Linked DNA regions of Mus musculus: region 1 is linked to region 2. The links are chromatin contacts, found by Hi-C in ENCODE. All regions are on one chromosome and are shown on one strand. The core of a region is the stretch at or near the end of the contact, and the rest is flanking DNA. Distances in the headings are between cores, read along the strand shown.

Region 1 (4,136 bases), core at 1,549-4,048, 280 kb after region 2:
GATTTTGTGTATTTTGGGTTCTGCTTGTGGAAAAAAAACAAAAACAAAAACAGTGTTACTTTGCTGCTAAGATCACAGCTGCTCACTGTTTTCCACAGCTGTGAAATACTGCGAGTCTTGTCACTGAAACCTAATGTCCCTGTGGTAACCCTTTTGACTAAAAGCTGCAATGGCAGCAGACAAGCCGGGGAGGGAGCGTTGCTTATTATTTTTCTGTCTTATTTTGCCACAGTGATTCTCAACCTGCAAGTCACAGCCAAATGAACTATGATAGCTTTGTGGAATTTCCAGGAGAAAGAGAGGTGGGGAAGAGAGGGAGGGAGAGAGGGAATAAGGGAGGGAGATATTGTATATTTCCACGGGGGCTCTGACAAATAGCCAGAATCAAGAGCCCTCACTCTAATGATTTCAGTCTTAGGAAGCGGTGTGCAAGTAAACTTGGGCAGTGCTCTAACTCTGTTGTAGACAGATACTTACGGTCCTATCAAAAACATTTTGAGCACTGCTCTGTTTGCCCCACTTGCCAGCTTGAAGGTTAGGAGAGGCATATTCTTTCTTAAGCACCTCAGGGCTAAAGGTACAGACCGGGTCAAAGATAAGGACTTTGAATTCGCTCCTCTTTAAAAAGGCAGGAATGTTTTGTAACCCGTGGGTAGTAGGAAATAAGAGGATCTCTCGAATCCGGAGGGTACCAATTCTTGTGTCCTAGAGCAAGGATCTGAGAAGGAACACAAGGATAGCAGTTAGAAGCAGAGTTTCTTAAACAGTTCCAGGAATAGAATGGGCCCTGGCTGGGAAAAAAAAAAAAAAAAAAAGACTGGTCCCCAATGGCCTTGTGCTCAGCACATTGTGACCTTTATAGGTGCCATGCCCAGAACTGGCTTTTTCTGTGACTTCTCAGTCACCTGTTTGACCGGGAGGGAGGGAGGTCCTTTCTACACTAATTTCTTTTATATGCTGATTTTGACCTCCCTCCCCACCCTATTCTCTTGCAGCGATGGCCTGAGCTCTGGACTCTGGTTAAGCAGGGATACTTTTGTGGTTTATGAGCACAGCTTCTCACGTGGGCAGGTTGGCAGGTGGGACAATTCCCCTGAGCAGAGCCCCCACTCTCCTGTGCAAAAGTTCACAGGTCCAGAAAGGGCAGTGGGAAGGGACACCGACAGCCCAACAGAAATCCCTTGTTTCACAAAAGAGAATTCGAGAACTCTGGTTCTGTGGGGCATGCCTTTAATCTCAGTATGTGGGAAGGCAGAGGCAGGTGGATCTCGGAGTTCCAGGCTAAGTAACAAGTTGCAGAACCGCCAGGCATACACACAGAGAGACCCTTTCTCCAAAAGAAGAAACAAAGAAGCAATGCCCTGTTATGACCGTCACATCCTACACTTGAGCTACTCAGGTTAGATTTGTTGCACAGTACACAGTGCCTTGCCCCTTGGGAAAAATGGTAGTTTCTGACTAAGATATAGAAATATATTTATTTCATAATAAGCATTTTTATAAGAGCCTAATTGCAATGTGTATCAAACTCCGTTGCTCAAGGGGAAGAATCGCCTTACGGTGTGTAGGTGCCTGTCATGTGATAAATTCAGCAACAGGAACTGTCTAAAAGTCCAAGGCCTCAGCCAGGTACGGAGGGAGGTGGGTGAGGTCGAAGGCACAGAGCCTTCAGGGAAAGTTTAGCTTGTGTTTACAAAGATCAGGTTTGCGCATGCGCACAGCACTAGACTCTAGGGAAGAATGTAGCCCTGAGCTCCACGGTAAACTGGGTGCTTTGCCATTTTAGGATAAGGAGAATGACTCTGGCTGAAGGCAATCAGTAGAGGCTATCTGGGGGAGGCAGTGTCTGCCTCTGACCATGAAAAGTTACATAGCATTCAGACAATATAGAACTAACAAAAGGACTTACCAGCACAGAGAAAAGATATGAGCACAGGCGTGGGACAGAAGAACTAGGGCTCATGTTTGGCTGGAATACAGGAGTCATACAAAGGAAAGACAGCATTCCCCATGCTGTGGGGTTGCGTTGGACAATGGCTGGGTTTCTCTGTGCCTTTTCCTGGTCTGTACAATGGTGATAAAGGGTTAATTTAGAGGATTGTGTAAGGAGTAGATGAACTCTGGAATGGGGGCTACTTAGAACATTCTATGCATACAGTAAGATGTACATCAGAAAGATTAATGAGAGAAGAAATGCTAAAACAAGTTTCTAAGAAGCTCTGCTTCTAAGTACACAGTTCCCAGGTCCGCTAGCATTCTCTGGGCTAGCCCAGCATGGGGACCAGCTGTAATCTGGTCCTGGAAACATTGCTGGAGTGTAGGAAGAAACAGGCCTGGGAACAGAGCTGACTCTGGAAGCAGATAGCTGCCGCCTTCTCCCGACTTTGTTTGTTTGTTTTGTTTGTTTTTCATATGGAATTTGAAGAAAGAACAAGAAGCCATTTTATAGCTCCAAGGCTTTCTCTCCAGCAGAAAATGCTCCCATTTTCGATCCTTGGCAATGAACACATTAAAAAGAGAGATGAGAGAAAATAGCTTTGTGATATAGAGGAAAGCAATCAGCTGAGCAAACCAAAACAGCAGACCCCAGCCAGAAATCCCGTCAGCAACTGTAGACAGCGAGCGCACAGACCCCAGCCAGCAATCCCATCAGCAACTGTAGACAGCGAGCACACAGACCCCAGACAGAAATCATGTCAGCAACTGTAGACAGCGAGAGCACGGCCCCAGAGCCAAACCTAGACCCTGCATAGTTAGTGCGCAAGCGCCCTAAGAACAACCCAGATGCAGTGGGTGGGCTATGTGGGCACAGCGTTCGAGTCAGGCTCTGGCAGCCCCTTTGGCACCCTGCCACTTCTCCGAGGCAGTACAGCCTCCTCCGCCACTCTGGCTTGACCCAGTGGTCAGGTCCTGAATGATGACAACTTCCCAGGGTAAATTATTTTCCTTAAATGCAGAAGCAAATGTTTTTGAGATCCTCTGACTTCTCTGCCCTCCGTGCCCTCTGAAAACTAATCTAACCTCTGAGTGGTGTGATGTCAGACCAAGGCCCCAGGTCCTCCCAGGTTGGGATGGAGAACCGGTAATCTCTACCTTTCTCGGATCAGCGACCAATCTCCAGCCATCTAATTCAGGCTCCTACAGAGTTAGCAGAAAGCTTGAAATCACAAACTTGAACTTTATAAATCCAAAGTCACACTGTTGATTTTCTAAGTTTTAATTACAACATTCTGATTTCTCCCCAAAAACTACAAAAAAAGAAAACACATTTGCTTCTCTTCCCCCTTTCAGAAAGCCCTCCTTTGAATTACCAAGGGGAATTGATGCCCTGGACCCAGACAATTACTACAGTCGGCAGCAAAGATGTGCAGAATCTTGGGGGCTTGACTTCTTTTTCTCCATTTTGTACCGTATTTCAGAAGAACACGAGGAACTGGCACATACTTTACTTATCAACAGGAATCACAATACTCCCTTGCCATTGACTAAAGAAATCCATTTGACTCTTGCAGGGTGGTGCAGGCAGGGTAGGGAAGGCTGGGATAGATGTAGAATTACAATCCCCGAAGGCAGCATAGCTTTCTGTTGCTCTTTAGCACAAGGGCTCTGGGTCTTCCTCAAGCCCCCATGCTCTGCTCGGTTTGCAAGGGCTGCAGTAACAGCAGAGCGCCTACTCCTCCCCAGCTAAGTCACAAACTCACCAGGAAGCCTTTATTTTTCTGCAATTTAGAATTTAAAGCAGCAATTTCATCTATAACATCTAAGCCCAGAATTTATTTTTAGCTTTTTCACAAAGAGAGTTGTATTCATTCAACCTTGCCTGACAATATAAGGAGGAAAAAGTGTTTTGCTTTAAAATAATAATTTAAAAAAAGTATAGATTTTAATTAGCTAAGCAGTGTGCCTTTCTCTGAATCATCAAACCTTGGCCATGGCCAAAGGCAGAGAGCCAGCTGAAGTGGAACTATGGTCAGATGAAGAGAGCAATGTCAAGGGCTGGCAGAAGCAGCAGTTGCCAGTATTCTGGTTAGTAATTTGCATATTATTGTAATGACCTATTAACACTTAGCTTTGAAATGAAAATTGAGTGATTAAAGAAAAAGCTATCTGGCAGCCATTTTTAGAACATAGAGATA
Region 2 (4,209 bases), core at 690-3,189:
ACTCTGCACGCCAATCTAATAAGTACCCCTTTAGTATAGATTCATTCCACCAGCTCTGTTCCTTGGAGAATCACAACCTTGATGGTGACGGTTCTGACTGGGATGAGATGGAATCTTTAAATAGTTTAGTTGCCTTTCCCTGACAGCCAAGGATGCCAAAAACCATCTCAAGTGTTTTCTTACCATCTGGATTTCATCTTTTGAGATCCCTGTTTAGCTCTGAAGCCTGTTGTTTAATTTTGTTGTTGTTGTTTTCTTGGTGTTTGGCTTTTTGTTTTGCTTTGGTGGCTGTCTGTTCATTAACAAGGAGTGCTTGTGAGAGCCAGGACACTGGGAAGAGGTCGTGGGGGAGGGGCACCTTACATGATGGGGGATAGTAAGAACATAAGCAAAATAAAATTATAGGGAGGAAGAAAATTATAGAGGAGAAACACTGTGGAAATTTAAACAAGGCGGGAGGACTGGGGAGAGGATGGTGTTAAAGAAGGGAGAGGATTGATTGCCTTGGACAAAGAGCAAAAGGAAGCCATATGCAAGCCTATTATCTTGTAACCAAACATATAAAAGAGAGCTGAAGACTGCTACCCTGCTGGCTCCGATGGGACTGCGCCATGAAGCAGTGTGTTACTAAATACAGTTCCCAGTTCTTGTGTGGGATACCTACACAGGCTCTTGTCAGGATACACTGGAGGCCTCCAAACCAATACAGGCTCTTGTTGGTTCTCTTGGTCGCCTAACCAGAAATAAGAGGATAAAGCCATATTGTAGACGATAGGACACAATTGTATGAAGGTTGTATGATGTAAAGAAAGCAAACTGAGACTGAGTCTCAATTGCCCGCTCATCCCCACCCCAGCGGGCTAGCTTTCAAAGTGCCTGAGCGTGCTGTGCAGAGAGAGAGAGAGAGAGAGAGAGAGAGAGAGAGAGAGAGAGAGGCGTCAGCTCTAAACAAGTCTTTTAGACCACTTCCCTTAAGGAAGAGGGGGAATGCAGTGTGTAAAGTTTCAAAGATGGCGTGGCGGGCAAGGAAATGCCATTCGTTAGACCAACATTTGCAATCCTTAACTCATAGTAACTGGTTATTTGCAAGGGGCGCACGCAAGATTGGCCCTGTCAGTCATAGAAGGGGAGGGGCCACAGGGCCCTGTCCTGTACCACTGAACATTAATCGTGTACCCACTGCTCAGCCTACAAGACTCCAGCTCCGAGCCAGTGATCACATCACACAGATGGCACCAGTTTAACTCAGTGGGTCACAAAAGGAAGTGAAGACATGACCCCAAAAGAAAGATTTGAGGAAAGGATGGGGATGTGGTGGACAGGGTTGGTAGGGAGATCTGGGAACAGGGCACAGTGAGAGTGGTCAATATGCCCTGCTGAAATTGTCTAAGAGCAAATGTAATTAACAGTAAAATGAAACTGCAGAGTTTAGGATATTCTTCTGCAGAGATGTTATCCATCTGTTGGCCTCTAGAGGGAGCACGAAGGTTGCGTTTGTTAAGTAGTAAAATGTCTGGAAAAGAACTCACAGTCCAGTGGTTGCCTGAGAGCTTCCGCCACTGTATATGTCAGACTCTGGCAGAGCCTCTCAGAAGACAACTATATTAGGCTCCTGTCAGCATGCATTTCTTGGCATCCACAATAGTGTTTGCTTTTGGTGACTGTATATGGGATGGATCCCCAGGTGGGGCAGTCTTTGGATGGCCTTTCCTTCTGATCATGGAGTCCCCAGGGGAGGAGTTAGAGAAAGGACTGAAGGAGCTGAAGGAGCTTGCAACCTCATAGGAAGAACAACAATATCAACAACCAGAGCTCCCAGAGTCTAAACCACCAACTAAGAAAGACTACACATGGAGGGAGGGGCCCATGGCTCCAGCTGCACATGTAACAGAGGATGGCCTTATTGGGAATCAACAGGAGAAGAGACCCTTGGTCCCTTAAAGGCTCAATGCCCCAGGGTAGGGGAATGCTAGGGAAGGAAGGCAGGAGTGGGTGGGCAGGTAGGGGCACACCCTCATAGGAGCAGGAGGAGGGGGAATGGAATAAGGGACTTCTCTGGGGGTAAATCGGGAAAGGGGATAACTTTGGAAATGTAAATAAATAAAATATCCAATAAAATATAATCATACATACAAACAAACAAACAAACAAACAAAAAACCCTTCACATCTCACCCACGGAAGCCCATATCAGCAGGTGGAGCTATTTCCTTGCAAATAGCCTTTCGGTTTTTAATCCCTCCTTTCTCTGTGCTCCCATTCTTGACTAGCAATTAGGATAAAGAGGTCTATGTATTCTTTTCTCCCCATCGTATTAACAACAACAACAAAAATGTTTAGGTGCAGAGCCCCAAATAAAACCATGGACTATTTTGAGTAGCTGAAGAGCCCACTCTATAAGCAACTTCTTGATTAAAGAGTCCGCGTGTTAAAATCCAAAAGATTCTAGAGTGTGCGCTGTTTCTTGCCGGTTTCCTGCCTTGTGGGTGGTTTTCTTTATAACTGTTCCAAATAAACACCAGTAACTTTCTCTGGAATAAAAACTCAAGGAATAACAATGATCTAGTTCTAAGTACCTGTCTCTCCTCTCCTCTCCTCTGATCAAGCCTAAAGTCACAGTGGCTGTTCCCCGATTTTAAACGTCCTGTGACACCCAAGAGTTTGCCTTGAGGTAGATCTGGAGTTTGGTTGAGATTTGTTTCTTCTCATTTGTCCTCGTAAGAGTTGACCCACGGAGACTTTGGCCTCTGGTGCACTGTCCACAGTCCAGGAGAGAATGTCTTATTCTATCTGCCCTACACTAAGCCACCATCTGTATACTGCTGGCTCCCAAATGTCCATCTGCTGTCTTTCTCACTAGATTTTTTCTTTAAATTTAGTTTTCTTTTTATTGATTAATTTTCTTATTTGACAATTACATAGTTTGTATGTATTTTATTTTTTGCTATTGTTTGTTTTTAAAATAGTGTCTCACTCTATATAGCTTTGACTGACCTGGAACTCACTTTGCTAATCAGGCTGATCTTGAACTCACAGAAATCCAACTATCTCTGCCTCCCATGTGCTTGGATTAAAGGCGTATACCACGCACCACACGTGGCTTTTGCTGGAGTTTTAAGTTTTCTAAAAACTTGGCCACCCTGGAGGGTGAGCTAGAGATGTCTGAGAGAATGACAGTACAACCGTGTCCCTCTACCTTCATCTTTTCTCTCAGGATATAAAAACACGGGGTTGAGAGTCAGAGTACCCCCGTGGGCCTGCTGACACAAGGGTCTAGAGGCACTGGGGCCTATAAAGCCAGTGAGGGCTGAAAGGAGGGAGGGAGGCAGTCGGAGAGCCACCGGGGACCCATGCATCTGAAAGGGAGGGAGAGACAATAATGTCTACCAGCTGCAGTCTCAGCTGCCTCCCCTAACGATACCACTGAGGACCAGGAGCAAAGTGGTCAGAGACCCCGTGTGGTTTTGAGGGCTCTTTCCTCCTAAATCCTCATCGCTAGGGACAGAGCTGGTAATAAAACTGTAGATTACGCAAATTTCCCCCAAGGGGCAGATTTGAACTCTGTTAGCAAGAAGGCTCTCCCCCGACCTATCTGTCTCCCTGGACTGTGGAGGGGCTAGTGAGCAAGAGCAGATCTAGGCAAGTTTGGAGCTCTGGGGTGAATTTGTTACACCCTGATACTTGTCTACCCTTACACTTCATAGGGCACACACTCCATTCAGGAGACACAGAACCTTTAAAAGTGTGAGACTCGGATGGGATCTCCTACCCCAACCCTACGGCCTTCCCGCTGGGCACTGAATGAAATACCAGCATTTCTCCGTGTCCAAGGACCTGCGTCTGCTCTTGCCTTCCCGTTGCCTCTAGCGCACCCCTTTCTATCTGGTAGATCATGCTGTGCCACGACCTCAATAGTCCTCCCTGCCTGCCAAGCCCCCCCTCAGCCTTCCATGGCTCCAGATTAGTAGCTTCATAAGTATCCCCCACCCCTTCCCCGCCCCTGCTCTGAACTTTGTTCTACTCTGCGACACTGCTGCTTTAGACCCCTTCCCCCCCCCCCCCCCCCACACACACACACAGACTGAGATGTCTGTATGCTGTTTCCTTCTCCCGCATTTCTGCTCCGGTGCTCTGAGACGCTTTAAGCTGCATGGAATTAGCTTAGTGAGGCTTAGTTAGCATCCAGGTCTCTGGAGGCACAAGCTAAAGC

Evidence for each region. Hi-C counts contacts between places; a loop is a spot of excess contacts on that map.
Region 1: a loop to region 2 is called in a map of Patski, with 2.1 times the contacts of the local background. The contact joins two enhancer-like sites. A Hi-C loop is called at or near these places in 2 of 37 maps with a recorded cell type or tissue (CH12.LX and Patski).

Annotation. Positions count from the first base shown.
Region 1 is chr12:70,774,107-70,778,242 of GRCm38, forward strand. No RefSeq gene overlaps it. Among named protein-coding and RNA genes, the nearest start is that of Gm51973, 29 kb to the left of the region's middle. Within about 2 kb of position 2,799, at least 1 of the 3 ENCODE cell types and tissues checked has a DNase peak (open chromatin) inside an H3K27ac peak, as active enhancers do.
Region 2 is chr12:70,493,517-70,497,725 of GRCm38, forward strand. No RefSeq gene overlaps it. Among named protein-coding and RNA genes, the nearest start is that of Gm32219, 40 kb to the right of the region's middle. Within about 2 kb of position 1,940, at least 1 of the 3 ENCODE cell types and tissues checked has a DNase peak (open chromatin) inside an H3K27ac peak, as active enhancers do.